4 separate regions of the Homo sapiens genome follow, and all the other regions are linked to region 1. Evidence: chromatin loops called from intact Hi-C (ENCODE). Cell type or tissue: endothelial cell of umbilical vein. All regions are shown on one strand. Region 1 holds the start of LOC124907753 (a long non-coding RNA gene). Region 2 overlaps FEZ2 (fasciculation and elongation protein zeta 2). Region 3 overlaps CRIM1 (cysteine rich transmembrane BMP regulator 1). Region 4 overlaps CRIM1 (cysteine rich transmembrane BMP regulator 1).

What was found. A loop is a pair of places that touch in the nucleus more often than their neighbours do. Peaks named below come from ENCODE experiments on the same cell type or tissue, not always from the same donor. Only the 100,000 strongest peaks of a DNase experiment are listed, where the experiment ranks them.
Region 2: a loop joins it to region 1, with 2.4 times the contacts of the local background. A loop is called at or near these places in 2 of 110 quality-filtered maps.
Region 3: it touches region 1 in a loop (2.1-fold over the local background); 3 of 110 quality-filtered maps call a loop at or near these places.
Region 4: a loop joins it to region 1, with 3 times the contacts of the local background. A loop is called at or near these places in 5 of 110 quality-filtered maps.

What each region holds. Positions count from the first base shown.
Region 1 is chr2:36,368,318-36,376,317 of GRCh38, reverse strand. The region is part of intron 1 of CRIM1 (cysteine rich transmembrane BMP regulator 1); the gene reads right to left. LOC124907753 (a long non-coding RNA gene) reads right to left here and starts at 6,100. Exons shown (of 2, transcript XR_007086281.1): 1 at 1-6,100. RefSeq lists an enhancer at 7,491-8,000. In endothelial cell of umbilical vein, no CTCF peak of the experiment used is centred here; DNase peaks (open chromatin) are centred at 4,017, 5,017, 5,837, 6,387 and 1 weaker place; H3K27ac peaks cover 6,016 bases.
Region 2 is chr2:36,558,210-36,566,209 of GRCh38, reverse strand. FEZ2 (fasciculation and elongation protein zeta 2) reads left to right here. Exons shown (of 8, transcript NM_005102.3): 6 at 7,697-7,772. Among named protein-coding and RNA genes, the nearest start is that of FEZ2, 36 kb to the left of the region's middle. RefSeq lists an enhancer at 3,933-5,132. In endothelial cell of umbilical vein, no CTCF peak of the experiment used is centred here; DNase peaks (open chromatin) are centred at 1,659, 2,969, 3,749, 4,499 and 2 weaker places; H3K27ac peaks cover 7,940 bases.
Region 3 is chr2:36,504,475-36,512,474 of GRCh38, reverse strand. It overlaps CRIM1 (cysteine rich transmembrane BMP regulator 1), which reads right to left. Exons shown (of 17, transcript NM_016441.3): 9 at 2,336-2,492; 10 at 81-202. Among named protein-coding and RNA genes, the nearest start is that of FEZ2, 90 kb to the left of the region's middle. RefSeq lists an enhancer at 4,538-5,082. In endothelial cell of umbilical vein, a CTCF peak has its summit at 4,943 (motif pointing right); a DNase peak (open chromatin) is centred at 4,964.
Region 4 is chr2:36,481,787-36,489,786 of GRCh38, reverse strand. The region is part of intron 7 of CRIM1 (cysteine rich transmembrane BMP regulator 1); the gene reads right to left. Among named protein-coding and RNA genes, the nearest start is that of FEZ2, 110 kb to the left of the region's middle. In endothelial cell of umbilical vein, no CTCF peak of the experiment used is centred here; DNase peaks (open chromatin) are centred at 326, 3,076 and 4,076; H3K27ac peaks cover 6,845 bases.

The DNA of each region.
Region 1 (8,000 bases):
CAAATCCATTTCACTGTAAATGAATTTAAACATTTATAATCACATTGGTTAAGAAGCTTTTGGCAATAAATAAAAACAAAAACCACTTGAAGCTTTGGTTGAAGATCAACTGATTAAAGAGGAACTATATAACACTGGAAACAATCTATTGATTCCCACCTTGAAGTTTTATAAATTGGTTCCAACAGGAGCTACAGGCCCTATGTTGGGGTTAAGCTTAGGGAAGTCCAGGCCCTCTCTCCCTTTCTAAACCTTTTTTTCTAATGGGTGTCAGCTTGCCTTACACCTCTTTATTCATCCTGGAGACACAATTTCAGCATACATATTTTGGTAGTGGTGGTTATGGTGGGTGCCAAATATTTATTATTGTAGAACATAAATGACTATTAAACTTCAAAATGTTTATTTTACATGCTTGCTGACTTTAGCTAATGTCATTATCCTATGATCCAACTAAAACTCTACAAATACACAAGGTTGAACTGTTAAATTTGCTGTGATTTCACCTTCAAATTAGTTTTTTAGTACAAAGTATGCTCCCTTAAGTCAATATGTTGGTCCAAAAAGTATTTGTGAAAGTGTAATAGTGCATATTAATCACTTAGCCACATACTGTGGCTTAGAAAGTCTAAATAGGTACTCTTTCCAACTAATAAGCAGCCAGGTTCAGGGTTTTCTGGACTATGTTGATTGGTATATATCTTACACTAATTATATCTTCAAAGATTTATAATTCAGAAACAAAAATTTAGTATTAAAGAGGTAATCAAAATGTTTGTCTTCCTTTTGCTAATCTAAAGAGCACTTAACATTTACATAAAATATATTTGAAGCCTGGTGATTTCATTTTGTATACCGTTTATGCAATTTGCTTTGCGGATTTGTATTTTTAAATAAAGATTGCAGAAATCAACCTGAAATATTACAACAGGTGCTATATACCTTCTGAATATGAAACCAGTATGAGTTGCATTATATGAGTCAATAATAATACAAGGAAAAGTCTATTTTCCTGATACAATTTCAACAAACTTAATCCTGATAATGATCCGAAGTTTTTTTTCGAATTTTGTAGGTCCCTTGCTGGATAACGTCTAGCCCTCTGGTTTTAATTTATAAGATGGTGGAAGTGGAAAACTGCTTTACATCCTTGGAAACAACAGCATATGGCATATGCAAAGCATACGGCATATGCAAAGCATACAAGTTGCAAATTCATTTTGAAGTTAATATCTAGTACCCATTTAGAACTTAATTATATCCATTTTTCATACTAAGTAAACATCTGCAATATAATAATATGCTACAAAAAAAAAAAGCAACAGAATTAAAATGTCTCTACCTGGAGAGCTGGCTATTTGCACAAAACCTACAAATCGTTAGTTAACTTTACAAAGCTTCCATACTCTTAGAGTCAATACAGTTCTGGTGATACTAAGCACATCAAAAAAAAAAACATCAAGAGCCACAGCCCTCATGCCATGAGCCTAGGGATCAGATGCACAGGTAGTGAGTGGTCAGATGCTTAGTAAGAAGAGATGACACAATCACAGCTATCTGTTTGGAGCACGCCCAGGCACTCAGGAAAATAAATTCCATTACGACTACATAGGATTTTCTCTTAAATAGAATTTTTTTTCCTTTCTTGCTTTTTAAGTAGTATGGAAAAGAAAGGGGGAAAGGAAATGAGGAGTAACACTGCAGTCAGTACAACCCAATTGCTTGACAAATCATAATAATGAAGACAAGGTAGCAACATAGGACAATGTATTTGATATAATGTTAGATGGGGATAAAAAACATACACGATGGGTGTGGGGGGAAGGATGTCTACAGAGTAAGACTAGGCAGGGTTATACACAAAAACATGAAGCTAGTTTTTGTGTTTGGAACAAGAGCATTTTAGATAATTGTTTCTTCTATTTCCCAAACTGTCTAGTAAAGTTATCCCTTTACAGTAGCATTCTTTAAAAGATGGCAGTGGGCCCAACATTTGGCTCCAGCACACACAGCTAGTGATGGGGAATACATTGAAGAAATAAAACTACAAAGAGGGAATTTAGATAACACCTTTTTCTGAGTGACCCCTTTAATAAGGGGCTTCGGTCTCCTTTCACGAGGCAAGGCCTCTTCCCTCATGCAACTAAGGTCCAAGAATCTTTGGGCATGAAAACTTCTAAGGAATATCTGCATCAATCCTTTTTGAGTCTACCTTTCTTGACACATAGTATGGGTAGGACATCAGCAACTATAAACCTGGTAGGTGCCTTAGGAACTGCCGAAGAGGAGACACAGGAAAAGACGCCCACGGCTTTATGTAAGCCACTTAGGAGACAGACTACATGTATCTAATCTATGTAAATTAACGAATGATGGCCAGAGGCAGATTTTTTTTTGTTCTGTTGGAATTAACAGAACCTAACAGCTTCAGTTTGAAAAACATACTCCTATTACAGAAGAATGGACATAACAGACTACCAGGACACGCACATGACCCTGTGAGCAATTTTTGCATGGGTGTATGTTGTACACATGGATGCACATGCACACATCACATAATCTCCAACGTGTGCATAGCTGTCCACTGTAATGACATTTTCTCACTGTGACAAAAGACTGACAGAGAATGCCTGCATTTCCACACATACAGGTTCAGGGATACCTTCCCACGGCCATTCTGCTGGTCCACCGGCTCCGCAAATGATGACTTCATTTCTACCTCTCAAAATGCCCCATCGGTTTGCTTTCTCTATCACAAACAAATGTGACCTTTTCTCCCCAAGTGCCATCTTTGGGTACAGCTGTAGGAACGATAGGCCAGTCAAAGGCTGGTTCAAGCAACTGATTTCCCCAAATAGCTCTGAGAGGTTCTTGTCAGGACTCAGGTTAAGCCAGCTGTCTGTATCACTGAAAATGGTACTTGCTGGTTGCACTTCACACCCACTTCTCTGGTTCTCTCCTTCCAGGAAGTCTATTTTTCAGTTACAAGAACTGTTTACTTTGGCTTACAGGCTGATGGGCACTCCCTCCTTCAAGAGTGTTTCCCAATCCTCTGCCTCCATTCATTTACTCTACTAATGTCTGAGGAAAAGTGTGCTATTCCATCAGCAAGAACAGTTCTGGGTCCTTTACCCACACCCTCGATTTAACTGTGGGATCATGAGTTTTGAGAAACACACACACTTCTCATTTTGGCAGCATTTGCCATCAGCTCAAATACTCCTTCTGCTGATAAAGTCTTAGAGAAGGCAACACTGAAAAGAAAACATACCTGCCTAGGAAGTCTGGGAACAGATTTTTAAGCTTTTTTTATATGAAGCCATATAAAAGTTTTAAAAATATTTTTAACGAGTTATAGGAAAATCATCAGTGGACCCTCAAAAAATAACCTTGCTTAAATCTTCACTGTTCATTGCCACTGTTCATTATGGACAACCAGAGCTCTACAGCTATAACTTTACTTAGCCATCAGTTCCAGCTTCTCTCCTTCCCTTTCCTAAAACTTTTGTAACTGGTGATGACCAATAAAAGGATCTGAAGTGGGCTACTGGGAAAGCCACCAACCATACACTAACATTATCAACAATTTCCATCAGGTATGAGATGAGCATCGTAAACTTGGGAAAGCTGAAGGGCCATGCCGCAGCAGAAAATTAAACCTGCCCTAAGAAAATGGGCACATTGACTAAAGTGATAAAATGGCACAGGTACCTGAACTTATATCCAGGAGAATTCTGCATGTGTCTTTGACTCTATATACTTTATCTTGGCCAAAACTCTCTATCTTTAGCAGCTGAAAAGCTTAGCACCAAATGTATCAAGGTTTTAATTTGCTATGTATCCTTAAGTTTCTAATGTCTTATTCCATCTTAATTTGTAAACCTCCTTAAAACCTTTAGAAAAACAAACAAAGAACTTATAACTAGTGCTACAGAAAAAACAATTCCACACTGAATGTGGAATTACTAAATAACAAGTTGGGGCTCCAGCCACTAATCATCAAAAATTCCTGTCTCTGAAGTCATAGGGTTTGGAGTAAATCCAAACGGAATTTTGCTTTCCTAAATGCCTTAAAGTGCATTCCTATGGAATTCCTGCTCGAACCATTGTGAGGCATTTTAATTATTCCCAGTCACACACTTCCACCCTCAGGTTGTTGGCTTAGGATTTCCTTCCCCAAAGAAGCTGTACAGTTAAAAATTCCTTAGGATATCTGGAGATCACCTGAAGCAGTAAACAGGTTGCACCACACTGCACTTGGCACTCACATATTGAACATTCAGTACATGTTTCTTAAACTAAACACCCTCCTGATTAATCAACATAAATGTTTGTTAAGACACAATCCTGGATTAGCTGAGAATTCAGAAGTCTATTTTGCTATCACCAAGTCATGATGATATGGTCATCTGAAGTGTGTTGATAATTTATAACCGATTTATCAGTTATTGTTTACAAGCAGCTGATCACCACAGTATCTCAACCGTTTAGTATATCAGATCCCTGGCAGTCAAGAGAAGGTTACAAGCAACCACCCACGAGGAAAATTCCTATAAGCTGATAAGGGGTTAGTGAATGAAAGATGACACCTTTATGACAAACTGACAAGAAGAAAAGTCCACACAAATAAAAATTATCTTTAAATATTTGCCAAAAAAATACAGCTGAAACTAATTCATCATGGAAACATTACAAAAAATTCTAAGACTGATCGGCATGAGCAAAGTTAACCAGTTTGAGCTTCCTCCTGCAATGCTATGGCTTCTCACTGGGATTCTCTTAACGGGGAGTGCCATTCGTTTCAGTTTCCACAATGCAGACCAAATGGTTCGATGAAAAAGTTTTTGTATAATATCTTGGATGACCTTGAGTCTAGATTTAGTCAACAAATGCTCATTGAGTTCTTCCTGTGTGCCAAGCGCTAGAATAACACACAATCCTGGCACTCAAATAGATCACAATGAGGCAGAGAGACAGAAATGTGAACTCTAACACAGTATGAAAAGTGCTATAACAGGGGAAGGAGAAAGTGCTATTTATGGTCACTGGGGGATGGGGGATGGGGGATGGCATTACTTTTTCCTGGGCAGGGCAGGAAGGCTTCACAAAGGAAAGAGCATAAACTGGCAGGGCTTGAGGGATGCCAACACATATTAAAGGACGTGAAGACAACTATGGGGGCGTCTGAAACCTGACACCACACCCATTTTCCAGTTGCTGGCCTTAGTTGCTGGCCAAGTCTTTGGTTGCACTAGATATTAAGAAGAATGTGTTGACCACATCTCCTAATTTTCTGAGCTCTCAAAGGGTCTTTGTCCAAGATACACTGGAAATAAAGTTGGAAAACCTAAAACTTCAGGAGCAAGATGGTCAGGTCTTTAATTTAGGGGTCTAATTTTCCCTTACCTGTGGGCTTTTAGTAATAACATGCAGACTGCTAAGGTCCTATGGGAAGTTAAATGCTTATTATACTAAGATTAGAAGTAGAGGGGGAATAACTATGCATATGAAATATGTCCCCTCTAAAGAAAAAAAGTTCACTGTTCCTTCTTAACTAGTGGTCATCCTTTATCCCTTCTCTCTCTTTTTAGCTCCTAATACCATCTACTTTTCCATTCTCTCAAGAAATATTATCACTCAAGCATTTCTGACTCAAGGGCATTCACTTACATATTCACACACAATTTTAAAAATATAATAACCTGGATTATTTTCAGTGCCAAACATAGCTGTAATTATGTATTTCTTTTGGACATGCTTTATGTTATTAAAGCATGTAAATACTTTATCTCCCTCAAGTTTTCCAGCCCTCAGTTGGCAGAAAGTCTTTTCTTTTTCCTTTCTCTTTCCAAAGCAACTAATACAATTTCCTGAATAGACAGTCAATAAACTTGGTTGCTGAGGGCTCACCTTTTCCCAGGGCAGTGTTTGAAAATAATTTCATCTACTGCCAACAAAAAACACCTCTGGCTTCTTTCATTTTACTTATTTACCTACAGAGGTCTTCCATTTCTCACTGTAAATTTCTGCTGCTTCTTTCTGCTGTCACATTTAAAGTTTCTGCGTAAGGTCAAAAACTGTTTAATGATGGCATACTATTTAAAAAAAAAAAAAAAAAGCTTTTGTCCCAATCACTAAGAAATAAGTCAGCAATATTCAGAAGCTCTACTTGCCCACTTATAGATATCCCAATTAACAGGCAGTTTAAAACCCAAAGCATCTTAATTAGAACTGTTTTTTCAAATGCAGTAAGTAAAACAATGTGCGACCTTTTATTAAGAAGTCATTTTCAGTTTGCTGATCTACAGAGTAGATACTACAGTCAACTTGCTTCAAGCTGGGGCGTTGTTTCCAGCACATCCATAATACAATGCACGGTATTCTTTGTCTGTGTTGTGCCCTCAGCAACTGAAAAAATACACATGCACGTGCACACCCTACATCCAATGGCACAAAGTTAACTACACATTCAAAGAAGGAATTAGCTTCCTGTCTCTCAAAGAGTATTCCCACTCAGGGGCCCAGTGGCTGATGCTACAGAAATAGTTCACTACCCTGAGTACATCTTTTTAGGCCAGCAAATCTACCACAATCTTGTACAGATCCTTGTTGTATAAACTTTTATCACTTTCCTCACATTTATCATCTTCTCGAATGTTCCTATATGGCAACATTTCTGACCTATATTACATATAACATTTCATATGTTCCTATATGGCAAAAAGTTCTGTAGAAATGTTTGCAGGTCAAAAGCTCCCCCTGCAAACATTTTTACAGAACTTTTTGTCGTTAATGCAGACACTGTTATTGGAAGGGATCCTCACAGAGGAATTGACTCTTGCACCACCTTCTGTCAATGGCTGGGTTGCCCAGTAGCTGGAAAGCTGTGTGCACTCATCCTTGCTGGAAAGAACATGGAGGCAAATGTTAAGACTGCTGGAAAGCATCTTTCCAATGGCTTTCAGGACACTTGAGATCCAGCAGGCACTGGGCTGTGGTAGGGATTCACCAGAGGAGGAGGGCCAAACCACAGCACACAGATGTGGGCAAGTGGGGTCTCTAACTCACCTTCTAACATAGACCCTTCACTACAGCAAACACACATGCACTCATGGGCTGCTTTGTAGAGAAATGCTGGGCCCTTGGCATGCAGATTCTCATTACTGCCGCAGAGGTTTAAAAGTTCTTAAGCTAATATGCACCAACCAACCTGGAAGAAAAGCAAATAAAGACCTATTTATACACCAGAAAAGAGTAAAGGAGACCCTAGATTGGGCAAAAGCTCAGGTTAGTAAATTAACACCACCCCATCCCAGAAATCTAGCCTGGAAGAGAGACGGTAAGATCTGGAACAGGATTTAACTTTTGATATTATCTTTTTAAAATGGAAAGAAAGAGCAAGCCATAGTACAACATAAAATGTTTATCCAGTTATTAGTAAACTTTTAACAATTTCACAGATTGGAGTGAAAAAAAATTTTCTGGAGCAAAAAGCAAAAAGTATTACAGAAAACTAAAAATTATCTAAGTTTACATACCTAGGAAATGGTGGCTTAGGTAACTGCGCTGAAAGTGAGAATCATGGAAGAGAGCTATGTAATAATTAGCCACTGAGTTTTCTCATATGACATACTCCCAAATGGAATATTTCACATTCAGCAGACTTATTAATGAATAAATGCCCAATGGGAATTAACTAGTACCTCATTCTGGAAGGCTGCTCTTGGCAAAAAATGTAATAACCACAAGGCAAACAAGCTGATTGCTAATATACACTGGAAGCCGTGCTGGGCATCATTTTCTTTCGAATAATGCCTATTACTTTAAGTTTTAGAGCCGCAGGTTCATACTACCTAACCTTGCTCAACGTCCTGCCGCTGGACAACATGCAAAGGAAGGGTGAAGTTTCTGGACAACTTTCCAAGCTTCGCAGTTGGCTTGTACTTGAAACATATTTAGTGAATATTTGCTGTCTCACATACAAGCAAAGAGCTTCCTGG
Region 2 (8,000 bases), 190 kb before region 1:
CGCCACCGTGCCTGGCGAATTTTTTGTATTTTTAGTAGAGATGGTGTTTCACTGTGTTAGCCAGGATGGTCTCCATCTCCTGAACTTTTCTTATACTACTATTAGGCAAACATTAATTGATCCACAGTTGTGTCCCTGGCATGGGTGTTAAGGATGTAGAACCAATTTCAGTTTTCCAGGAATGTGCTGCCCATGGGTTGCAGATTGAATGATGAACCATCCAATGTGCTTTAGTGCGGTGATTCTCAACCAGGCCAATTTTGCCCCCCATGGGACATGAGTCAATGTCTGAAAACATTTGTTGTTGTCACAACTGGGCAGGGTGGGGAAGGATGGGGGTGGTACTGCTGGCATCCTGGTGAACAGAGACCGGAGGTGCTAGTGGAGATCCCACCCCACTACACTGACCCCCGTGACAAGAATGATCTGACTGGAAATGTCAGTAGTGTCAACGTGGAGAAACCTAGGTACAGGGTGTGATAATTGCTATATTCAAAACAACTACCACGTTTTTAGTGTTTTCTGAGCCTGGCTCTGTTCTGTGGTCAAGGTGGACATATATTACTATTGCCCCTAGCTAGGTTTAGGGGTCTGGGAAGGCTGAGTTGCACCCGGAGGTCAGGTAGAAGGAGGAGGGAACAGGCACAGACAGCAGAGGGGGTGGTGTGTGCCACCACTTGGAGGGGACAGTTAGGGACATCTGGGGAAATGCAGGCTGCTCATTATGGTGAAAGCTAGAAGGTGAGGGGGCAAGAAACTCAAGAAGAGGCTATGGAAATTGCACAGTGGAAGCTGGAAAATGGATGGCGTCGTACGACATTCTGAGGCACCTGGTTTTTGTTTAAAGGGTTTAGAGAACCAAAAATGGATTTTAGGTCAGGTAGTTACATGTTTGGGTTTGTCTGTTTTGGAAGAGAACTTCAGTGGTTTCAAGGAGAACTAATTGGAAGGAGGCAACTGGAGATAAGTTAATTAGGAGGCTGTTGCAGCGATTTCATGTAAGAATTGAGCCAGGGAAGTGAAAGTAGGGATGGAAATATAAATAGTTGAATTTCAGAGATATTGGTGAGGTTGATTGTTTCGGACACCAAAGAAGGGAGGAGTTAGGGTCAGGTCATTGATTGTTGACGAGGGCAAACATAGATAAAGCACATGTGCCCCTTCCCCAAAGGGAGGTATGTAAATCTTGTCAGCAGTACCTGCTTCTAGCTTCAAGTCCAGCAAATGAGGGGATGTCTCTCTTTTCCGTCAACCTATGGTCTGAAAGTTAAGCCAGCCATTGCAACACATTGGCACACAACGGGGGAGAGAAGACAGGGTTGCTGCAATAACATCTTATAAAAAGGAGGAGAGAATGGACATATTCCATAGATGCTGTGTTCCATCCCATTGAATGAGAATTGCAAGACCTCCTGCACACTAGCTGTGGCGTGAACTCCCGAGTTGGCCCGGTTGGCTGCTTTTGGTTTTGTTCTCTGAGAAGATCTCCCTTGTCCATTGTCCTTTGTGGCTCATCTAGGATGGGTGTATACGTCATATTTCAGCTCAGATGTCATCTCCTCAGGCAGCTTTTCTCTGGCGTCCGAGTAGAAAGTAGGCATCCAGTTTTTAATCGCCTTGCTGGAGCTAGGGATAGGGCATGTGTTAGTTATCTGCAGCATTCGCTTCATTTACGTGTTGTGCTTTTTGTGCCCCCTTATGCTGGAATGTAAGGTCAGGAGGGTGGGAGGGGCCTTGGCTGATGTGTTCACTCTGAATCTCTAATACCTGGAATGGTATCTGGCTCAGGATGTTTTTTGAAAGAAAGAGGAAATGAATGAACGAGGAGAATAAAATGCTGAAGGAGGAACCGGTTTTTAAATTTTTTTGTTTGTGTTTTGGTGGGGAAGAGGACATTGAATTCAGTTTTGGATATGAGTTTTAGAAATATTGATATTAAATATAGACAGGAACATAGGCTTGTCAATAGGCCATTAAACATACAATAGGTACAGATGTCCAATTGGCCATTAAACATGCAGAGTGAAGCTCAGGGAAATTACAGTAAAGATAGCTAACATGTACTGAGCTTTGCCATGTGCCAGTCTCTGTTCTTAGCACTTTACTGATCTTAGTAAAGTGGAGCTATCAATTTATGGAAGCAGAAGATGAAGCTATTGATTGGTAATACCCAGAGGGGGTGCATGATAATTAAATAGGGACAGAATCCAGAGGCACAGCAGCATCTGAGAGGTGAGTCAAGAAAGAGGCACAAGATCCTAGGGAACACTGGCATTTAAGGGATGAGTGAAGAAAGTGGCCCCTCTTAGAAGAAGCAACTAGAGAGCAGGAGGGTTGGGGTGAGGGAAATCTGGGAGAGTGTGGTGTCTCTGAATCCAAGGAAGCGGTTCAGGGAGGAGGGATTCCTGGATGTCTCAGAGATCTGAAAAGTGGCCGTGGTCTTCCAGATCAAATAAATGATGTTGGGAAGAGCTGTTTCAGGAAAACCTTGGGAAAGGAAAGAGGTTGAGGGTTTGAGAATTTCGGGATGCTGTCAGGAAGGAGCTAGTAGAGAGGGAGAGTTTGGAAATGCAGTGGAGGGAGAATATTGATGCTGCCTGACTTCTGGGGAGGTAGGAGTTGATTGCAACTGAAGCGTTTGATAGGAGCACGTTCTCAGACGTAGATTTTAGTTTTTTTTTTTTTTCTTTTTTTTCCTGTAGAACCTTCTGATTTCCTTGTTCTGTAATTTTCCAATGGATCAAGAGGCGATTGAACTGTACATGCTGCACATTGCTTCCCTGGTTCATTGCCAGTGAAAGAGCTGGGGACAGTAGGGTCTTGTCAGCTGCAGCCACTGACTCAGCAGCCATCAGCAGCAAGGACAGAGGTTCTGCTGCATTCCTTACTTTACCTTCTTTCACTGGCATCAGCTGTTAGTTTTGTTTTTCCAGGTTACCTTGGCTTCCCATGGGGTTGCATTTTCACTAATTTCCCCTAAGCCTAAAATTCTGGTGGCACAAAAGCCATCTTTCACAAGTAGTCAGGCTGTCAGTAGTTGAGATGGCTCAGTAATGTCTGCAACCACACATTTAATAAAGAAAACCTAAATTACATCTGCATGTTACGAAATTGAAACTGCATCAACTTTTGTTTTTTCTAGTGACAGGAATTGGCTTTCTGATTGCGAAAACAAAGCTAGTGTTTTTGGAATGTGCTTTCCAAATAGAAAGTGTGTCTTAGTTTCCTGATAGGTGGATTCTGAAACTTTTTATCTAGCTTTAGATTTTATGAATTTGTATCTAGCTTAAACATGCTCATAGATAATGGAGCCAGGTAATATAGACTAAGTACTTAAAAACAAGTACTCTTCTCTTTGTCACATTTGAAAGAAAATATATTTTATGAAAATAATTTAAAAAATAAACTGACTTGGTTATTTGAGAATAGTTTCTCATAATTGTTATTATATACTCTGAAGCCTAAGATGTTATCTCATTTGATAATCTGCTTAAAAAATATGAATGAATTATGATAGCATTGGAAAAATTTACAGAAATAGTTTTCTGTAGGTTTTTGTTTTATAACTAGCCTCCTCCATCAAAGCTAATAGTTATGCTTTCAGTGAAGTGAAGAGTAGTCAGCAAAGTATCTTGACTAGACATTTGATTCTTGCTGAAGCAAAACTGGCTTGCAAATCTGGGAAAGGCTAGGTAGGGAAGTTGGATGGTTTAGGAGGAGAGGCATATTTGTACAGTCTCCTGTAAGGTAGTAAAATTTGGAACTCAGATTTTCAGTAACTCCATAGAGTTACATGACTGATACAGAAGCACATAGCTCCCTCAGTGATTCAGCCTGTTGGCATTTCTTAGCTTTTTGTTATCAAGACTTCTTTACGCTCTTAAAATTTATCAAGGACCCCAAGAAACTTAATATTAGCCATGTTACAAATTAAAAGTGATAAAATTAAAAATATAAATTCATGAAAAATACCAAAAATAAATTCATTATAAAGAGCATATATTTATGAAAAATAATATTTTACAAAATCATGAAAAAATATCATTGCTGTGCATTTTTGTCAATCTCATTAACATCTGGCTTGATTAAAGACAGCTAGATTCACAAATGTGCTTCTGCATTCAGTCTGTCATTTGGAATATTTCACTGTAAGTCATGAGAGAATGAGAGTAAAAAAGACAACTTATATTTTAGTAGTATTAAGAAAACATTTTTGAACTCCTGAACTCCTGAGAGGATTTCAGGGACCTCTTGGCAGGAGTTGGGTGGGAGGGGGTCCCTGGACTACACTTTGAGAACCACTGGATGAAACTATATGTATTTCTTGATGACCATTCCCTTGGTTTCCTTTCTTCTGCCCCTTGGGGCCTGGTAAAATATTCTTTATGTTGACTCCTCAAATGTGTTTACTGATTTAAATTTCCTCTATAAAATTCCAGGGGAAGGAACCATCAAGTGAGTCAGGCCTTCACTTCCTTTTCACGAAGCCTTTCCCCTTAATTAGTCATGCTGTAAGAATCCATCTCACTCCTTTGACTCAGCCGCCATAGAGGTGCCACCAGACGCTTTTTACTATGCTTGATGACATTGTAGACTGGTTACAAATCAAGATAAGTTGTTTAGGAAAAAAATACTCCCTTTTCAGTACAAAGAATTCTAGGAAGTCTTGGAGGTTGCTGGGAGAAAGAAAGTAGAATTGTTTCCTAGAAACGGAGTGGAAAAGTCTTTGGAGAAGTTTTTGGGGGCCTGGCTGGCACATGGGATCCACTCTGCTCTCCAGGAAGCGTATGCCATCTTCTAGTTCGCATTTCTGCACCAAGGCAGTGGCAGGTGGCCCGAAGAGTGAGTGGGAAGCAATAATCAGCTCTCCAAGTAACAGCATTTTCATTTGCTAAATGTTATGTTAATGTTCTCCAAACTGATGGTAGAATTATACAAACTTAGGCTGAAAATACGCATACTGTTCATCTTAAGTTTTCAGACTTCTGATAAAATGTAGGTAAATAATATCAAAAAGTATCTTAAAAATTACACAGTAAATTTTGTATAGAACAAATATGTGTACAACTTACAACATTTACATTGGAACAATTAGCTACATCAGAAAAATGCCTGCATGAATATAGTAGCATAAAAACAGTTGCTTTTGCATTTAACTTGCAAAGAAATGGAAGCAACAGCATTTTAAAAAGAGCATGGGTTTATGTGCTTTATCTGGATGAGTAGTGGCATTTTCTAACTGCTTGCCTCTTGGGCACATAAGTCATCATGGTACATTCTTACTAATAGACTTTGAACTTCTTTCTCTGTCCTTTTCTTCTGGGCCGTATATTGCCGCCTTTAGCGCTTCAGCATGGAAGGGATCTCAAATGTCATTCAGAATGGCCTCCGCCACACCTTTGGAAATTCAGGTGGAGAGAAACAGGTGCTCGGTTATCCTTATTTTCCTCATTCTCTGCTTTTTCATTTTCTGTGTAAGTGAAGATCCTGAAAGCTGGTAGTTTACTAATTTACTAAGACCATTGCTTAACGAGAGAAATAAAAGTTTATTATAAAAGTTCATTATATTTATAGTCTTGATAATGAACAGAATTTCCCTTTGAGGAAAAAGCATTTTTCAAATTCGACAATAGATTAAATGCATTCTTAAGACGTGTTTTATAGCTCCATTTTTCACTCTTAGTTTTAAACAAATATTAACATTTTAACATAATGTATTGCATGTGTAGAAAATCTGCTTGTGAAAATAACTAAACTAAAATATGTGACTCTAATTCTAAAAGTCTAAGTCGCAAGATGTCATTTTTGGGGGAAGAAGGCCAGATGTCGGTATGTTTGAGACTAGAGTTCTAGGTCAAAAATATGTATAGAGTGTATCTTACCTCCTTTAAATGAAATTCATGTGTTTTTAAGGTGTATTGCATAGTCAGCCAACTCAGTTGTCTGCCAAACGAGGCATGCGACATTATTTATACAAAATTATACACAGATATGAATATATAATCAAGTATCTAGCAATTTGCTTTTTATTCACATTTTTGTATAATGATTGAAGGAATATCATGAACATGGGAAACATTCACATTAATGGGTATGCTTAAAATTACCTTTCACTATATGAAATTTTCACCTTGAAAAAGAAAAGTCTTTAAGTTAGCTCTTCTGTGCAGATTAAGAAGGTGTACAAAATGTAGCTTGTAGGAAGTTTAGCAAAAGAACGCCTAGATCAAATGCCTGGAGTTTTTACTGCAGGTAGTTAAGTGTTTCTCCGGAAGGGAGATCATTCCTATTAAAGAGGGAAGCCTCACACTGACATTTGCAGCTCATCAATGAGCTCCATGAAGGGATGTTTGAGTTTTTGTTTTCATTCCGTTGCCTCTCACCTCTCTCAACCTCAAAAGAAGACAAGGAATCTTCCAGACTGTCAGTGGAGCAGGGAGGCCTGAAGATGCAGCCAGGTAGCCAGAGAGCGGGCCAGGGTGCAGCCGCCTGGTGCCTCTCCAGGTTGCCTCACACATGCAGAGTGAAGCCAGGAGGACATCATTTCTGGCCTTTTGTTGTTGTTGTTCTTTACAAAGAAACATTCGATTATACAATTGGGCATCACCTGCAAGAAGTCTACGTCAAAAAGACGGTGGGACACTTAACGTGTCTCAGAGATTGAACTATGCAGTTTTACCACTTTTCTGGACTTAGGGATCCAGTTACTGTAAAGCAGCTTTCTTTATCCTGTTTTTCAGTTATGGGCAGGATAAGATCACTCAGTGAGGATTAGCCACAGAGCTGAGATTTAGGGCACGAGGTTAAATAATGGGTGGAGCTAAGAGATTCCAGGTAAAAACCACTGGCTTTCTATATGAGCATATGTGAAATGCACGGAACTATTTTTTTGGTGGGATGGTAAGAACAGGAAAATCTGGACAATCATTTATGGATTATGCTTTCATGGGATTAGTTAAAAGACATGGCGCTGTTACTTGTGAGCCTTTACAAGTAGTGAACTAGGAAGTTTATCTCAATTTCAGACATTAATTTTCATTATTCATTTCCCCTTAGGCCATTCTCTACTTTAACTTTTCTCCTTTAATGCCTAAAAACGTTTACAATGACTTACCCAATAATTTAAAATAATAGTAACGCATTTCTAAAACGATTTAAGTGTGTCTTTGTTAGCTTCTGAAAGAAGCTAGTGTGTGTTTTTCAAAGTTGTCATGTTATATATGTGGACCATTTGTTCAACCAGAATAAAAATGGTCTGAAACAGAATTATTTTGCTGTTGGAAATTACTTTATTGTGCAGAACTGTTAAAACTATGTTTTTAGTTTAAATTGCTATTTTTAAAATGTGTTGAAAAATATGCAAGTAGAATGTGAGATAATACTTCACTTTAAAAATGAACAAATTGAGTAAACCATCCTCAGACTTAGTCCTATGAAATTTTCAATAACTGAAATGCAAAAAGGTGGTTGTTTCTGTTGACATTAGGTTTGTATGAAGCAAATAGAGGTGGGCAAAAAAAAATGAGCTCCATCTGAGATAGTAAGATAACTTTATTCCCATACAATACCTGTGTTTTCATTACCAAAGTAGCTTGTGTTTTATATTATCAGATAGACCTTCTAGTAACAGTATCAAATTTTTTGCAGATAAGGTAATTCCGATTTAAGTGACACTTTTTTTTTTTAAACTTGGCAGTATTTGACTACAGTCATTCCTTATGAGAAAAAAAACGGACCACCGTCTGTTGAAGATCTTCAAATATTAACAAAAAGTGAGCAAAGACAAAATGAAACTATTACCTGATTTCCTTTTGCTGATTGGTAAACACCTGACTTTAGTTGGCTGATTTTGTTGTTAGTGTTTTGTCAGTTTAGGATGTAAATGATGCATATAATTGTTTATTTTTATAAGAATGAAGCCAAAAATGGCTGTGACATTAAATACAACAGTAACTCTAGTGTTGATTTGTACTTTTTCTGTTTTTCTTACCTTGTGAAAT
Region 3 (8,000 bases), 140 kb before region 1:
TCATTACAGGGTGTCCTTATGTTCCTTGTTTCGGTGCCCCTGGCTGCTTTGAGGGGGAAGGGCCATGTGTACACACTTACCTCTGCACTTGCAGATAAGACAGCCGTGACTGTCCTGCTGGAAACCCAAGGGGCAGATCTTACTGCATGAGAGCTCTGGACATTTCTTACAGCGACAGATGTCACAGCCGTGCTTATTCTTCCTGGGTAATTAAAATTTTGTCAGAGGTCAGAAAATCACAAAGTCTCAAATGATGCCCAAGCACTCAGACCAAGGGTCAATAAAGTGATATTGCTATTAAACAGAATGACTTGACTTTTGCTCTCAAAGATTCCTGGAGTGATGGGTAATTAGCTCCCTGTGGCCATTACCACCACTTACTCATGACCAAGGCAGAGAGTTGCCCAAGCACTTACGTGCTTCTAGGATGTGGCTCTCAGAATCTCAATGACATGACTGTTGATTTAATTAGGGAGAGTGGTACACCACAATAAAAAGATGAATGTGCAACTCCATGAATAGGAAAGTGAAGGAGATTTTGTTGGTTTATCTGTGTACTCATTTGTTTCTCCATCCATCCACCCACCCACCCACCTACGATCCATCCGTCCCTCCCTCCCTCCCTCCCTTCTGGAAGTATCTGCTGCATGCAGAAAGTAATTCTTTAGTCAGCAGGTACATAAAAGGGGCACCAACTGCTGCCTTCATCCTGACACTCCCACGTGGTGTCTGGCCAAGAATTCTCTTTTGGTGTGTGTCCTTAACACATGTGTTCTAGCCAGTATAATATTCAGTTGTCCAAGGTGTCCAACTGGGTCCTCCCTGAATGTGCTGACAGGAATACAAAGTGAAATCTACAATCTCCTAAGAGATTTTTCTCCAACATGACGGTTGGATTTGAACACAGCCTTGATTCTGAACTGTCATGATACTGTAGCAAGTGGTTGAAGCTACCTACTATTGTGATACAACTACTTCATTTTATATGAGCAGTTAGGCTAAGACATAATACTCTTATTGACATCATATTCTTATTTTAGGATTAAGAATGATGATGATTCATTATTTTATTTGGGGAATTTTACGGAACAATGTTTCCAATTTAATTATCCAATGAAAATTATAAAGACGACCCCTCCCAAACCTAGAATTTTTAAATGAAGAATGAAAAAGATGACTGACAGAAGATGGGAAAGAGATGATAGGTCTAAGTCCCTTATAATTACTAGCACTAGGCCAGGCACAGTGGCTCATGCCTGTAATCCCAGCACTTTGGAAGGCCAAGGTAGGCTGATCGCTTGAGCCAGGAGTTCCAGATCAGCCTGGGAAACATGGTGAAACCCCATCTCTCCAAAAAATACAAAAATTAGTTGGGCATGGTGGCGCATGCCTCTAGTCCCAGCTACTCGGGAGGCTGAGGCTGAGGCTGAGGCTGAGGTGGGAGGACTGACAGCCTGGGAGGTTGAGGCTGCAGTGAGCCATGCTTGTGCCACTGCACTACGGCCTGGGTGGCAGAGCACTACCCTGCCTGAAAAAAAAAAAAAAAAAAAAGAAAAGGAATCTAGCACTACATAAACATATCAAATTGGAAAGACAGATTGAAATGAAAGAAAGACAGCAAAGGGAAAAATATAAATTAAGGTGATTTTTCTAAAGGCATCAACCTGATATAAAGGCAAATATAGGTGCTTATACAGACACGAAAGAAACAAATATGAAGTGTCTATTTCCCCCCCTGGAATAATCTAGATTCTCATGGGGTTTGACTCAATAAAGTATATTAAAAAATAAAAGTAATGGCCCTTAGCTCCAAGAAAATTCATAAAAATCTAACGCTAGATAAAGAAAAAAATACGAAACGCTGACTAGTTCCAAGGTGAGACACCTAGGCATGGCAGCTAAGGATGCACTGTATTTCAAGTGAGTGGGGGGTCGGTCTTCAATTGATCTTAAAGTATGTGTTAAATAAATGATCACAAATAGACCTTGGGACAGGTGTGAAGAGTTGTAGCACTTCCAACACTGGGACCTCACAATTCCATCTCCTAATCTTGCCAGCAGTGTCTAAAGGACTCTGCTATGGGAAAGTCTCATATAACAGGCACAAAGGGTGTGTCTGGCCCATGTCCATAAAAAGTAAAAGTAAAACTTGATTCTTTTTTTTTGGAGATACAACCTTCTCCCTGCTTTCTGAATCACCTAACAAAACAAGTATAGACATTCTGGGCTCAATATACCATAGATTAATTCACAAACAACATATAAAACAAAATGTGTAGAAACATTTCACCAAGTTGCACTTCATAATAGCTTTTCTGAATTAACAAATACGTACAGCAATCCAAGTGGACAATACTTGTCACAGATTATGGGTCTGCACTTCTTGGGCCTTGGGCGGCACTCACAGATCTCACAGTTTTGGGCATCAGTAAGGAAACCGAAGGGACAGTTCAAGGTGCAGCCTTGTTTACGTTCTGAACATAGTTCCTCGGCTGTGAAGACACAGAGACGGCATGTTTCTTCCAAAGATGAACAGAGCAGAACACTTCGATGCTGAAATACGGTCCCTGAATCCTCCACTCTTCCACAGATCTCAATTTCTCAGCTCTACCATGGCACTGGTTATCATTAAAAAGCATAGACTGTGCTATTTCATGGTTATCACATGACTCCATGTTTTGGTAATAATAAACAAAATAAAGTCCAACTTTGAAATGCATAGATTTCTAAAGTGTACTCAAATCTGGTAGGCTCTGAGTGAACAGCAGGCTGATAACTATTACAATTAATGACTGAGATCATTTTTCCATGAACTTTATAAATCACTTCAAACCACTGATGACCATTTACATTATGTGGGAATTAGAAATTTACAGTCCAATTTTCATTATATGTTTTATTTCTATTGCATGTCCATAATAATGCATGTCCTTTTTTCTTTTGTTGGAGACAGAATCTCTCGCTCTGTCATTTAGACTGGAGTACAGTGGCGTGATTTCGGCTCACTGCAACTTCTGTCTCCTGGGTTCAAGTGATTCTCCCACCTCAGCCTCCCAAGCATCTGTGATTACAGGCATGCACCACCACGCCCAGCTAATTTTTGTATTTTTAGTAGAGATGCGGTTTCGCCTTCTCTACTAAATGTTGCCAGGTTCTTCTTGAACTCCTGACCTCAAGTGATCCGCCAGTGTCAGCTTCCCAAGTGCTGGGGTTACAGGTGTGAGTCACTGCGCCCATCCCATAACGCATGTTTTTAAATATCCACATGACAACTACTTTTATGGGTGTTAGATGCTATCATATAATACTGCATATTGTATGCAGCATAAGGGATTTCTTACTATTACTTTCAAAAAAGTACATCTTTTACAAAATGATAGTAATTAAAATATTCAGTGTTACATTTAGATATGTTTTTTCTCTATGTGCTGACAAATACCCCTGTATTTGGATATACTTACATAATAGGCTTTTTAGTTCACAGGCTAAAAAATGTGTGTGTTGAAAAAATACTCATATTAAGGTTTAAGTAACCACTATTTGAAGTGTTCAAAGTATCCCGTTAGCAGAATCTGGAGTGATGTTTAACTGTCCTCTGCTAGTCAGTTACAATACTATTTTAGAAGAGCAAAAAGGAAAGTAGCAATGGTGACTAGCAACATTACTGAAGTTATTAGCCTAATAGAAGTCTTCTAAAATGATTTTAAAAGGTTATATAGGGCTTACGAGAGAAAAGGGAAATAGAAATGTTTAAGGTTAAAAAGAAAAAAAGCATGCTTAATTATATAAAGCAAGCAAGTTGAGACCTGTGTGAATTAAATATAGAATTTGAAAGACAATCAAATTTAAAGAAGGGAAGTTAATATGGTGATGGCCAAAGTACAGCAATGTTTGAATATTGTTCTACATGGACTGGTGAAATGGGAAGCAGAGTCTAATTATTGGAATGATGAACAAATTTTTATTTTATCTGGCCGTCCTTTAAGCATGAATATTGTAATAACACAGAAGTCACTGGGAAAAACAGAACGCATCTGTCCCCTCAAAACACACTTATATTATAATCTAAAATTAAAACTTAACTACAATGAATAGGTGAAATGGGTCCGTGTTTTACATAAATATTTCAAGATAGCATCTTTTGTGAATCTCAGTTGGCAATATTTGCATATTTAATTTGCTATCTTTTAAGAAGGAAAATGTGATTTATGGTGTAATTTTCTACTCTGTCATTATCATAAACCTTTTATTACACATATAAATATAACCTCATGTGCCTGTATTACACTGTAAAGCAACTGATTACTAATTTGCATCCTTAAAAGAGAAATTCTAAATGGTTCATTTAGAAATTTGTAATTATATGACTTGAAAGGTCATAATTTTTCATTCCCCATTATTAAGGGAATGGTGAAAAAAGAAGACTTTATTAGTCATGTTTCTCTAACACAGATGTCAATTGTGAACCCATTTTTCTGTCACAAGAATGCTTAGGTCATGGCTACAAATGAATTATGTTGGGAAACAGATGAATTAAAAACACCCTGAAAACCTCCCAGAGTCAGTCAACATCCCTTGGGATTAAATTCCCTGCAATTTTGGAGCCTGAGCACCTTGGTGCCTTTATTTTTCTGGTCCTGCAATAAAGAAGGAGTTTTTCCACAGACCTTGATCTTGAATGTGCTTCACCTTTAAAGAAAACTGTTGTGTCTCCATTCAAGTTTAAACAATGTGATAAAAACTAGTCTGTAATCTACCTCTGCTTTGCAATGGAATGGAATTTCAAACAAAGGCTGGTACATTTAAATAAAAATACAGGACATTCATTAGAAGGAGACTGGCTATGCCTCCTAGGAGTGGGATGCTCTAGTGCTGCCCTGAATTGGGACCATTCTCCTGCATGTTATGCTCTGGCCCATCTACATTCAGCTTCCCAATAGAGGGAGCTCTAGGCCCAGGCCCTAGTATCTTTAGGCACACACTGTATAGGGACAACCATGGTATTTGGTACAGAGTGGGTATTCAACAACATTTGCTAACTAAATGCATCAATCAATGTTCTTGTTACCTACTCCTCCACTGTCATCAAGACTGCTATATTATCAGAGAAATGACAGCATGAAAATAACTTACTCTGATAACATTGAAATTTTCCTGAAATACTAGCACTTGCCAAAACATCTCAAAATACCATCTTCTAGTTCAGAAATAGACAACATTAAAAACTGGAAGGTAGTCCTAAATCCACATATGTCAATTATGAAGTTTTCTTAAGAGAAATGCATCATCATAGCAAACATTTAAATAAAGAGGAGACTGACTGCGGCTGGCTGGAACCTGTAATCCCAGCACTTTGGGAAGCTGAGGTGGGAGAATTGCTTGAGGCCAAGAGTTTGAGACCAGCCTGTGCAACATAGTGAGACCTTGCCTCTGCCAGAAAATAAAACATTAGCTGGGTGTGGTGGTGAGTGAATGTAATCCCAGCTACTTGGGAGGCTGAGGCAAGAGGATTACTTGAACCCAGGAGGTCGAGGCTGCAGTGAGAGCTGTGACTGCACCACTGCACACCAGCCTGGGTGACAGGGTGAGAACCTGTGTCTAAAAAAAAAATAAATAAATAAAAACATAAATAAAGAGTAGAAAAACAGTATTCATAGAAGGGTAGGGGTTTATATGTTTGTTTGTAAAGCTTTAGTACATCACTTGAGGCAACCACGCAGAAAAAGGTGGCTTTATGTTCCTAATTTTTCAGCGTCATGACTTTACCGTGATCTAAAATTGCTTTCTAATACATGGGGAGAAGTTACGATTGAAGAGAAAGTGATGAACAATGGCAAAGTACAGGGCCTGTACAGCATGGCCGGTCGATAGCAACTATGTAGTAAAACTCTGTTCATTCTGGAAAAATAGGAATGTTTGCTCCTATGCTCAAAACGTGACACAGCTGTCGGGGGCGCCATTCATTATATATAAATACAACGTAACCTCCATGGAGAACACACTGTGGATGGTGTCCCCTAGAGGAGTACTGCATACTTCTTTGCTGTAGTACAGCAGGTCCTCAAACAGCAATGGTTTTGTTCAACATCATTGTGTCATAACTTTTAGGAGGGGAATAAAAACCAGTTCTCGGTTGGGGCCACTCTCTGTGTGGAGACTGCATGTTCTCTCATGCTGTGTGGGTTTTCTCTGGGTACTCTCACATCCCAAAGATGTGCACGTTAGGTGAACTGGGGTATCTACATGGTCCTAATCTGAGTGTGTGTGTGTGTGTGTGTGTGTGTGTGTGTGTGAGAGAGAGAGAGAGAGAGAGAGAGTGTGTGTGTGTGTGTGTGTGTGTGCACCCTGCAATGGGATGGTGTCCTGTTCAAGGTCGATTCCTACCTTGCAGCTTGCAGAGCTGCTGGGATGGGCTGTGGCCACCCTCAACCCTGGACTGGAATAAGCAAGTTGGAAAATAAATGAGTGAATAAATACAAATTCTTATAAAATACAAATCTGTTAAAGCAGGTGATAATCACACAAACGTACAACAATAAACACTGCAGGACAACAGCGTTCAGTGAGCCTGCCACACTGGGTATGGTATGTGTTTGAACTGCATGGCAGAAGGAGGTGCTCCTTACAATGTTTGCTTTGCAAACATTTATTCGTTGATTCAACACAGCACCACTACAACCACTATCACTCACTGATTCATTAAAAATGGGGAATCATCATTGTACTTGTTTTTTGTTAACCTTTCTTAAATGTATATATAACTCATGCTTACTTTAATTGTTACTATTAGAAATGTTTTAGGTCTTTATTTAGAAGTTTGGTGATGTTTTCGTGACCAGAAATATATGGTAGGAACTTAACTCTTGTTTATATCAATTAGCCTCTGGTAAAACTGGTTTTGTTACATGTCATTCAACACAGCACCACTACAACCACTATCACTCACTGATTCATTAAAAATGGGGAATCATCATTGTACTTGTTTTTTGTTAACCTTTCTTAAATGTATATATAACTCATGCTTACTTTAATTGTTACTATTAGAAATGTTTTAGGTCTTTATTTAGAAGTTTGGTGATGTTTTCGTGACCAGAAATATATGGTAGGAACTTAACTCTTGTTTATATCAATTAGCCTCTGGTAAAACTGGTTTTGTTACATGTCATTTCACGTAAAGTCATAGTTTCCAAGAATCTACAGAGGATGTTAAGTGAGGACTTAGTGTATTTTAAACTCTTAGATGCTGGCAATTCCTACAAACCTATTATCAGTTCAGGATGGCCATGAAGTTCCCAAGACTACTAAGTAAAGAAATGCAACATTACAAATGGTGGTCCCAATTTTGACCCTGATAGGTGTTAGTTTAGAATTACAGTGAAATAAAACAAGGAGCCTGCCTCCCTATATTTGATGCTGCAACCTTCTTGTGATGTTTGATTCAGATACATATTTCATGAAAAATATGAAGGCTCTTTCCTCTCTGCTGACTGATGCAGAATTCTACAAGTCTGCATCAGTTTCTAGAAAAAGCACTATTAATGTCTACAATTAAAGAATGTTAAAATTGGAAGAGAACTTACAAATAATCTGATCAAATCCACTTGATTTAAAGATGTGTACACTAAGATGCCAAAAGACTGATGCTACTTAATTCATGCAGATGCCTTTCATACAGAGTTTATGTAGTAAGCAGGTATATTACGTCTATTAGCAAAAGACACTGGTTAAAGAGCAATGTTGTTAAAAGCTTGTATCTACAAAGTGTTAGGTTACTAGTTGCTTTATATCATTTTAAAATCATTTTAGTTTTAAACTTTGTTGCTATCATACTTTTAAAAACATTTTTTATTCTAAACAAGTTTTTGAGGAACTGAGTCAGGGATAATGTAAACTTTCTGTATGTCCTGGAGTACTACTTTTCTTAGTGTTACAAGAATGTTATTTGTTACCGATTAAAACGGCAAATTACGTTATGTTCAAATGAAAGAATTCTGTATCAT
Region 4 (8,000 bases), 110 kb before region 1:
CTAGATCTTTAGGGACAAGGGCAAACTCATCACAGAATCATTTATACTACTTTTTATCTTTGCCAGTGTTTCTTGCCACTCTCAAGTTGAAAGACACAGAAGACCTATTTCTAAAAACTGTCTTTAACGAGCAGATCTCAGTGTTAGGAAGTCAGGGATCTCAAACATATGTCAACAGTAAGAGAAAATTCAACCAGTACTTTCATAACAAGAATTGTAGGGGCTCCTCATGCAATGAGTCATGTTCTTAGTATCTCTGTCACAGGACTATGGGACACACCCCCTGTGGAATTCGTCTAACATAAAATCTCCATGGAATCTTTTAAAAACTTGATTCCCAGAAAGGATGAGAGATTTATGGCTTTGAAAAGATCTGAGCTTGCCGACCCTCTCCGTATGCAAGGCCCGAGGCCATCCCAAGTGGATAGCTTATTATCTCCAAACATATTACAGCTTCCCTAACAAATAGAGACTCCTTGAATTGTTTTAAAAGTGAGCTGACATGCAGGGCAATAGCTGTCCATTAAGGTGAAAAACAACATGATCTCCTGTCTTCCTACTGATAGGCAAACTAAGGGGGTTCAACCACCATGCAAGGCACAAAGGCACAGGCACGGGCAAATGGTAGGCACTGATTATACATAAAGAAGCACATAAATATACCTCATTAGATTATGTAATAGATCCAAGGCAGTCTCAAATTATATCATGAATGAATACTTTTTTAAAGTAAGGAAATGGGGATCCAGGTAAATTTTAGCTAGAAAAGAATAAGCTGCAGTCAGGGATGAGGTAAGCACACAGAACGCATGCTTTGAGTTCTGGTGCTGGTCGAGCGGTGGCTTGCAAATCAACTCTCGGTTTGCTCCGGCAGCCAATGTGAAAGTTACATGATTTGCAGGGTCCACAAGGATCAAGTACTTGGCCTTAGGATCTTGAGGATTCTTAGTTGTGTTTCACTAGGCTGCTGCAAAGTAAGAGCTGGAGCCTGGGACTGCATCTTTTTACTGGCAGCTAGCATTAAATTCTGTGATCTCAAATGGTCCATATACCTGAACTAGGCTGTTTCAAACAAACCAGATAAATCCAGCTAATCTCTCAGATGCGAAAGTTAAACTCCACTGAGGTGTAAACAGGTATTCTGTAGATATAAATGGTAAATAAAAATTTGGTCAAACTGCTGATCAACTTAAACTCAAAATATTTATAAAACAAAATGCATGCTTTCTGGCAAATTTCAGAAACATGTTACATGTCCCGTATTGCTCAAAGCACATCAAATTTAGATTAAACTGATGGTATGACCCCTGGACCAAGATCTGGCTTTGCTGAGTCCCCTGGCAACAGATTTCCCAATCTGCATTCTGGGAGCTCATGCAGGGGAGTATTTGGGGCTCTCAAATTAAGAGGCTGATAGGTGGGTATGATGCTGCTCCTGCCACCTCATCAGCCACCTGTGATGGGGAGACCCACACATGCGCAAGAGGCGTTCTTTAATGGACATTTCCCCTCTTTGAACCTGTCCTACGATTTTAAAATAGTATTGCAACAGATGGTTTATATGCTTGTGTGACACTGTATCTTCAATAATCAGATAGATACAACACAGAAAAGTTCTAATGGGGGTTTAACAGTGACTCACTGGATTTTTCACTATCTTCAGTGCTAACCCTCATATATTAAGCAATGTGAAATCATTCTGTTTTTATAGGATATACTTAAGACTATACCAGGAAACAGTATGGTATAACTAGAAGTGGAATTGGATAACTAAAATACTAAAAATAAATTATATTAGAATCGCAACCTATTTTGACCTGTTTCTGTAGGCAAATTATTTTAGTCTAATGTATTTGAAAAAAATGTTGGAATAGAACACCTGCAATTTCAGAAAAACGTTGTAATACAGTATATGACCATTTAAATACATGCCTCTAATCCCTAGAAGTCATAAAAATACTATGTAGTAGGTGAATTGATTTTTTTTATAAACACACCAGGAGTTATACTTACAAATAAGTGTTATTGATAAAAGTACTCACTTTTAGAGGCTATATTCTTATGCCAAAATGCTGTTCATGTTAAAATTCTGTTTGAAACCTCTTCATAGTTGCTTTCAGAGCAAATTACTATGTCATAGAAGACAAAGTGCCTTTATTTTACTGTCACTTTTTGCTTCCTCTAAACAGTTTTACTCAGCTAGATCGGCCACCTTTTTTTTTTTTTTAAACCAGACTTCAACATAAATGACTTTGGCTATTTCCTAGAGTCTAATAAACCTTCAAAGTCAAGGGTTTACAAAGCTAAGGATATTCAAAAGGATGTGCTATGATCTCTAAAGTCAGTTTCAAAAGAGAGGCACCAAAAATATTCTGAATGACTGTATCCCTGGAGTAAGTATACATTTTTCCCATATAACTTGTGAAAGGAAAAACACTTCACTTGAATATGTACATTTTAGTATGTTTAAAAATAATTTTATTATCTGGCGGGACCTTGTGTTGGTGGGAATAAACAAACATGCTTCATAGGAAAAGTGTAATCAGGTGCTATAAATACAGGAGTGTTGAGTCCAATGAATTCCTTGGAACTGAGGCAAACAGTAGGAGATGAAGATGAGGATTTTAAAATAAGATGGTCTCATATAGCCATGTTAGGTAAAATGGTATCTGTTGAACATTGGGCAGTATGATTACTAATTAAAATGTTAAATTCTACTGGGTAGACAAAAGCTAAAAAGTAAACCAATTCTGCTATTTATCAATGGTTGCAGCATAAAGAAGATGGAATCTTTTCTTTTTAAAGTCTGCAGGCCTTTTCTGAAGGGCATGTCTCTTAATAACCTTCATTAACTTCTGTTTGGTTGCCTAAGAGTTGTCTCATCCAAAAAAAGTTTAGCACAGTCTCAAAAGAGATTGTGTTTATTTAAGCTTGTTGGAAAAACATTCCTATCATTTCAAGAATGACTAAATATTTTTCATTCACATAGTTAGCATTCCAGACTATGTTTTCCTGCCTCTGTTGATTAGATGAAAATTAGCAGGCCCAAGTCTGATCTATTAGATGCAATTATTGTCTTAGTAGGAAAATTATGAGACTCCCAGCAATAATACCCTTTTAGGTATGGGAAGTAGACAGCAGAGGAAATAAAGAGCAACCCACCCCCTTGCACGCCACTTCAACAGGGAAATACTTAACAGCTGAGCTCTGTAAACTCAGGGGCAGAGGAATTTCTAATCATGTGTTTCAGAATTAGCTCTCAACAATTCTGAACATTTAAGGCATTGATCAGTTTGGTCATCTAGCAAATTAAGAGTATAAGACCAATCTTCATTTTTACTCGTAAAACTTGGTTCAGTATGACAGTCTTACTCAAAATCAAGTACAAAGAGCAAGGCATTACCGACACAAGCAAAGACATGCTGGACTTGGAGAACCAGCAGCAGAACTCCTAGGTATAAGTAAGAATAAACATTTCTTCTCTATTAAACTACTTCTACAACATTTATTTCTACACTTGTTTAACTATTAATGTAAGTGGTGGATCTAACATGTAAAGAAAGCCACTCATATAATGTACATATTTCTATATAGCTGTGAAAAATCACAAAATCTTGAAAGTGATATATTAAGGCTGGATGTGAGTGTCTTTTGCATTTACTTTACCTATATTCTAGTTTTATTGCAAATATGTAAAGACATTTTAAATGATCAGAGAAAAATCAAAATATGACAATATTCAACATTGAAAAATTTCTGATGTTTATGTTAAAGACCTAGGTTAAGAAACAGTCATTTGCTACGCATTTGTTACCCAACATATGACCTTATTTGGACAAGCAAAAAATAGACTGTGTTATATTTTAATTTCCATTTATGGAACTAGTTTCCAGGACGTTTAGAGTTAAAGGATAAAACACATGCCTAACAGTCTTTAGGCTATTACGAATATTTTATTATTCTTGGCTTACTAATAATAGCATCGTATATGGCACTGAAGCAATACCACCCATAAACTGAGTTTTGATCCCTGTTATGTACCAGAATGTTAATAACATGTGACCCTATGGCATCTTTGACTTCACTGCCTCTTGGGGTCAGCCAAACTATGTTTGACTCCGTGCCACAAAAGCAGTAGCTTAATCATTTGAGATACTGTTCAGTGAGGAAGCATTATGGGCAGGGCTGGAAACATTTTTTCTTGTTTCAAAGAATTCCCACCCAGATATGTGCCTGGTACAGACTTTTCTGGCAGCCCAGTGGAAATCTCATTAGAAGGGCAGCTTGATTCAAGCTATATCATCAGCCTTCAGGGAGAGAATATAGTGCTTCCATAAATTTGGGATTGATGAAGAAGACGACAATATATTTGACAGCTCACAGAACTCCAGCCTTTTAGAGGAGCACAACTTACAGTATTGGGTGAGCTGAGACTGAAGTGGCTTACTAAATCCACATAGGTCAAGACGTGCCTGACATCCAGTCTTCAACACTGTCCCAAGTAGGACCAGGATTCCCTAAGTAAGAGATCCAAGAAAGCCAGGTGGCAGGAAGAAAGATAGTGGATTTTTTGGTTCAACCACATTCCATCCTAAACCCAGAATTAGAAGGAATCCATGCACAGTGAATCTCTTATTCCTCTATCCTCTACTTCAAGAGTTAAGTCCAGGTTAGCAGAATTATTAGGCCTGAAACTCAGCTGGGTATCTGATAATATGTCTGCAAATAGCAATTTTAACTTTTTATTAAGAAGAAAACTTAAAAAATACTGAATACTATGGACTCTGATATACCTCTCATCCAGCTTTAACAATCTACAAATAACTCTTTGACTTCCTGTTAGAGATAGAACATGGATTTTGCTTTGTTTTCAGACAGACAGAAATAGTAGAGGGGAAACTACCCATTTGCCCAACCGCTAGCACGGAATTTTTTTACTGGCAACCTGAGTATAATTCTGAATGCTACCTTTTAAAATATTACCTAAGTTGTTCCTAGTTCTTGAAAAGTGATACTCTGGTGTTGGCTTCAAAATCCCTAAGGTCATCAAAATCATCAGCTCCTCCGTGCAGGAGATGGTGCACCTAAGGAGGCCTGAAGAACACTCAGATCACAGTGGCCACCTGGGCAGGGTCCAGCCGCAGCCCAAGATGAGAAGGCAGATCAGGTCTGACATCAAGACTTCAAAGTCCCCAGGAAGCTCTAATCTCTTGCATCAGGTGTCACAGCTAAGCTGGCCACACACCTGTCCACATCTCTTGAATTTTTCTTATTGAGTAATCACGGGGATGTTATAGATGTCATGTAGCCAAAACTTCCCTCCCCGATACCTTATCTTACCTTCAATCACAAAATAGATTTCTAATGGAAATGGCAACCTCTCCTCAGGATCCCTCTGACATTAAGAATCAGCTTTGGCAGCATTTATACTTGCTATTATTGAAAAAAAAAATCAGCAAATAATTCTCAATATCTAATGACAATGTAAAAAAAATCCTTGCCCGTGTAAGTAACTGAAATGCAGTGGCACCTACACCATGCACAAGGCGTCTTAAAAACAGTACATTAACGTGGCAGCAAGCATTAGCCTTAGAGGGTCTGGGAAGCCCCAGTTAAACTCTGTGATTCTGGACTTCAGGGGCTGAACTGGGACAGAATAAACCACAGAATACACATCAGTCTTGGAAGGCCCATGAGGCTGACACAGGGATGGAGCCCAGAGCTGAGTGCCCATCAGAAGGGTGAACCGTCAATGCAGGAAACTGGTCCAACTGGCCTGTAGACATGTAGGCCCACCTCATGTCACACACTTCCATAACACTCTTACTTATGTTCTCAAAATGTGTTTTCAGTGATAAGCATGCTGACATTATTCTTCCTTCAACTAGTAGATCAGGGGTCCCAATGGCCATCAGCTTTTGACGCTCTGGTTAAGGTAACCCTGTATCAGGGTCTGCTCCCTCACTCAACTAAAAAGAAGATCTGTATGAAGGGTCTGGTTGGGACTTCCTGCTCCAGTCTTTCTTTCCTCCTCACTGTCCTCACTTATTATTTACTCATTTAAAAATTTTGAGCATCTACTTACACATCACATGTTGTTTTAGGGATTCAAAAGAATATGCCAAATTCTTTCTTTACAGGGGGATGGAGCCTCTTTCAGGGTATAATGCACTGCAGCGCAGAGGCACTGTCCATTCAGGGTCCAGGGTCTGGTCCTGGGGACACACTGTGCTGTCACTTATGAGCTGTATGACCCTGGGCAAATTACATGGCCTCCGAACTTTGTGTTCTCTGATGGTAAACTGGGATGACAGCACCCATACCGAAGGGATGCTGTGAGGATCTCAAATTAGTTGCTCCTCTTAAAGCACTTAAACCTGACACATAACAATTGTATGAAATGTTAGCCACTGTCATTAAGGGTTACAAATAACAGTGGCCCTGCAGATGAAGACCTAATTCTGCCGTCCAATCTCTTTTTTGTTTTTAGTTTTTAAGGAGATTAAGGCTGTGTCGTCTATGTATGCCATTCAACTGAAAACTTTATATGCTATTCCACACGTTTCCACCCTAGCTCTTCACAGGGGTCAGAAAATAAAAATAATGAGATCGATAAACAAGAGATGTAGAGAAAAGTCAACAAAGCAAAATGTGAGAATATAATCAGTTAACAGACTGGAAAGGCTTATCTGTATACCTGAATTGGGTGTTGACAATAACTTGCTAAGAATTCATCATGAGAGTACTTAAGTGCCAATTTAAAAAGCACTTAGGTACTTGTGAATCAAGTTAGCTGTCAAGTAACAGCCTAGTCTTTAAGGGCCCCCAGGTTCATGTCCCTAGTCCTCCAGGAGTAACCAAAAGACACATTATCTTGTCATTTGGAAGGTATGTGTCTCCAGTAACAACAGCCACAATAAGGTTCTTCCTCCCTGGAGGTCCTAACACGCCATATTTAGTGATGCTGTTAGTTTACTTAGAATCTAAAACCACAATCCTTGTGTGGGGTCCTTTCATCTAATTTCATACTCTGACGATGTACCTAGAGACTGTAGCTAATAGGGTAAGGGCCAACACTGGTTACGCAACTGTGCACAGAGGAATTTATTGTGTGTATAAACTAAGTAAATACCAGTGTTTCTGGTTTTCCTCTAACTATTTCTGGGTGATTGCTTATTTATTGCACATTAACACCTTGCACTTTTTCTTATTTCATACAATCCTTTTGCTACTCTGAAATCATTTGAAATTATATTTAAGTATGATATTGAATGACTGCTGAGAAAAAATGTCTTCAAATGATCCCAGAGACTTTCTTGGACCCTATAAACTAAGCAGTAAGATCCATTCACCTTGTGTTATTTTGTAAGTTTATTATTAGTAGCCATAAATAACCCTTTAGTATCATTATCTTAAGCTGTGCACTGTTTTTTAATCCTATACTAAAATAATCTGTGTTCTTATTATTAATACATCTTAAAATGAAAGCATTATTGGAGAGTAAATACATTCATATGAAACTCACTACTCAACTAAGTTAAAAACAAAAACAAGAAAAGCAAGATAAATTATTTCTGAGAACCAGAAAATGGAATCTTCTGAAACGTTTGATGAGAGATCAGAGCCAGAGCATGAAAGAGACAGAGAGGAAAAAAGGCCAGCAGAACTTTACCGCTGAAATGACAAGGATGCTGAGCTCTGTTGAGGTGGAGGGGGCTGCCCAGACCTGAGGCTCTAGAAGTGAACTCAGGGATGCATCTCAAAGGCATCTTTCCCCTGAGGTCTTCAAACTGCGAGGAGACAGTAGGTGGACGATCACATTCAAAATACCTGGAGTAGTTTTCAAACTGCAAAATGATTTCCTCCCTTGCCTCCGCTGACTGCCCTCACTCCTCAACAGAGCCAAAAGCCAGAGGTGAGTAGAGATGGGTGAGGACACTAGAAGCAGGGCATGAGTTAGGCTGGGATGCTGTGTGGGGCAGGGGAAGCAAGCACAAATG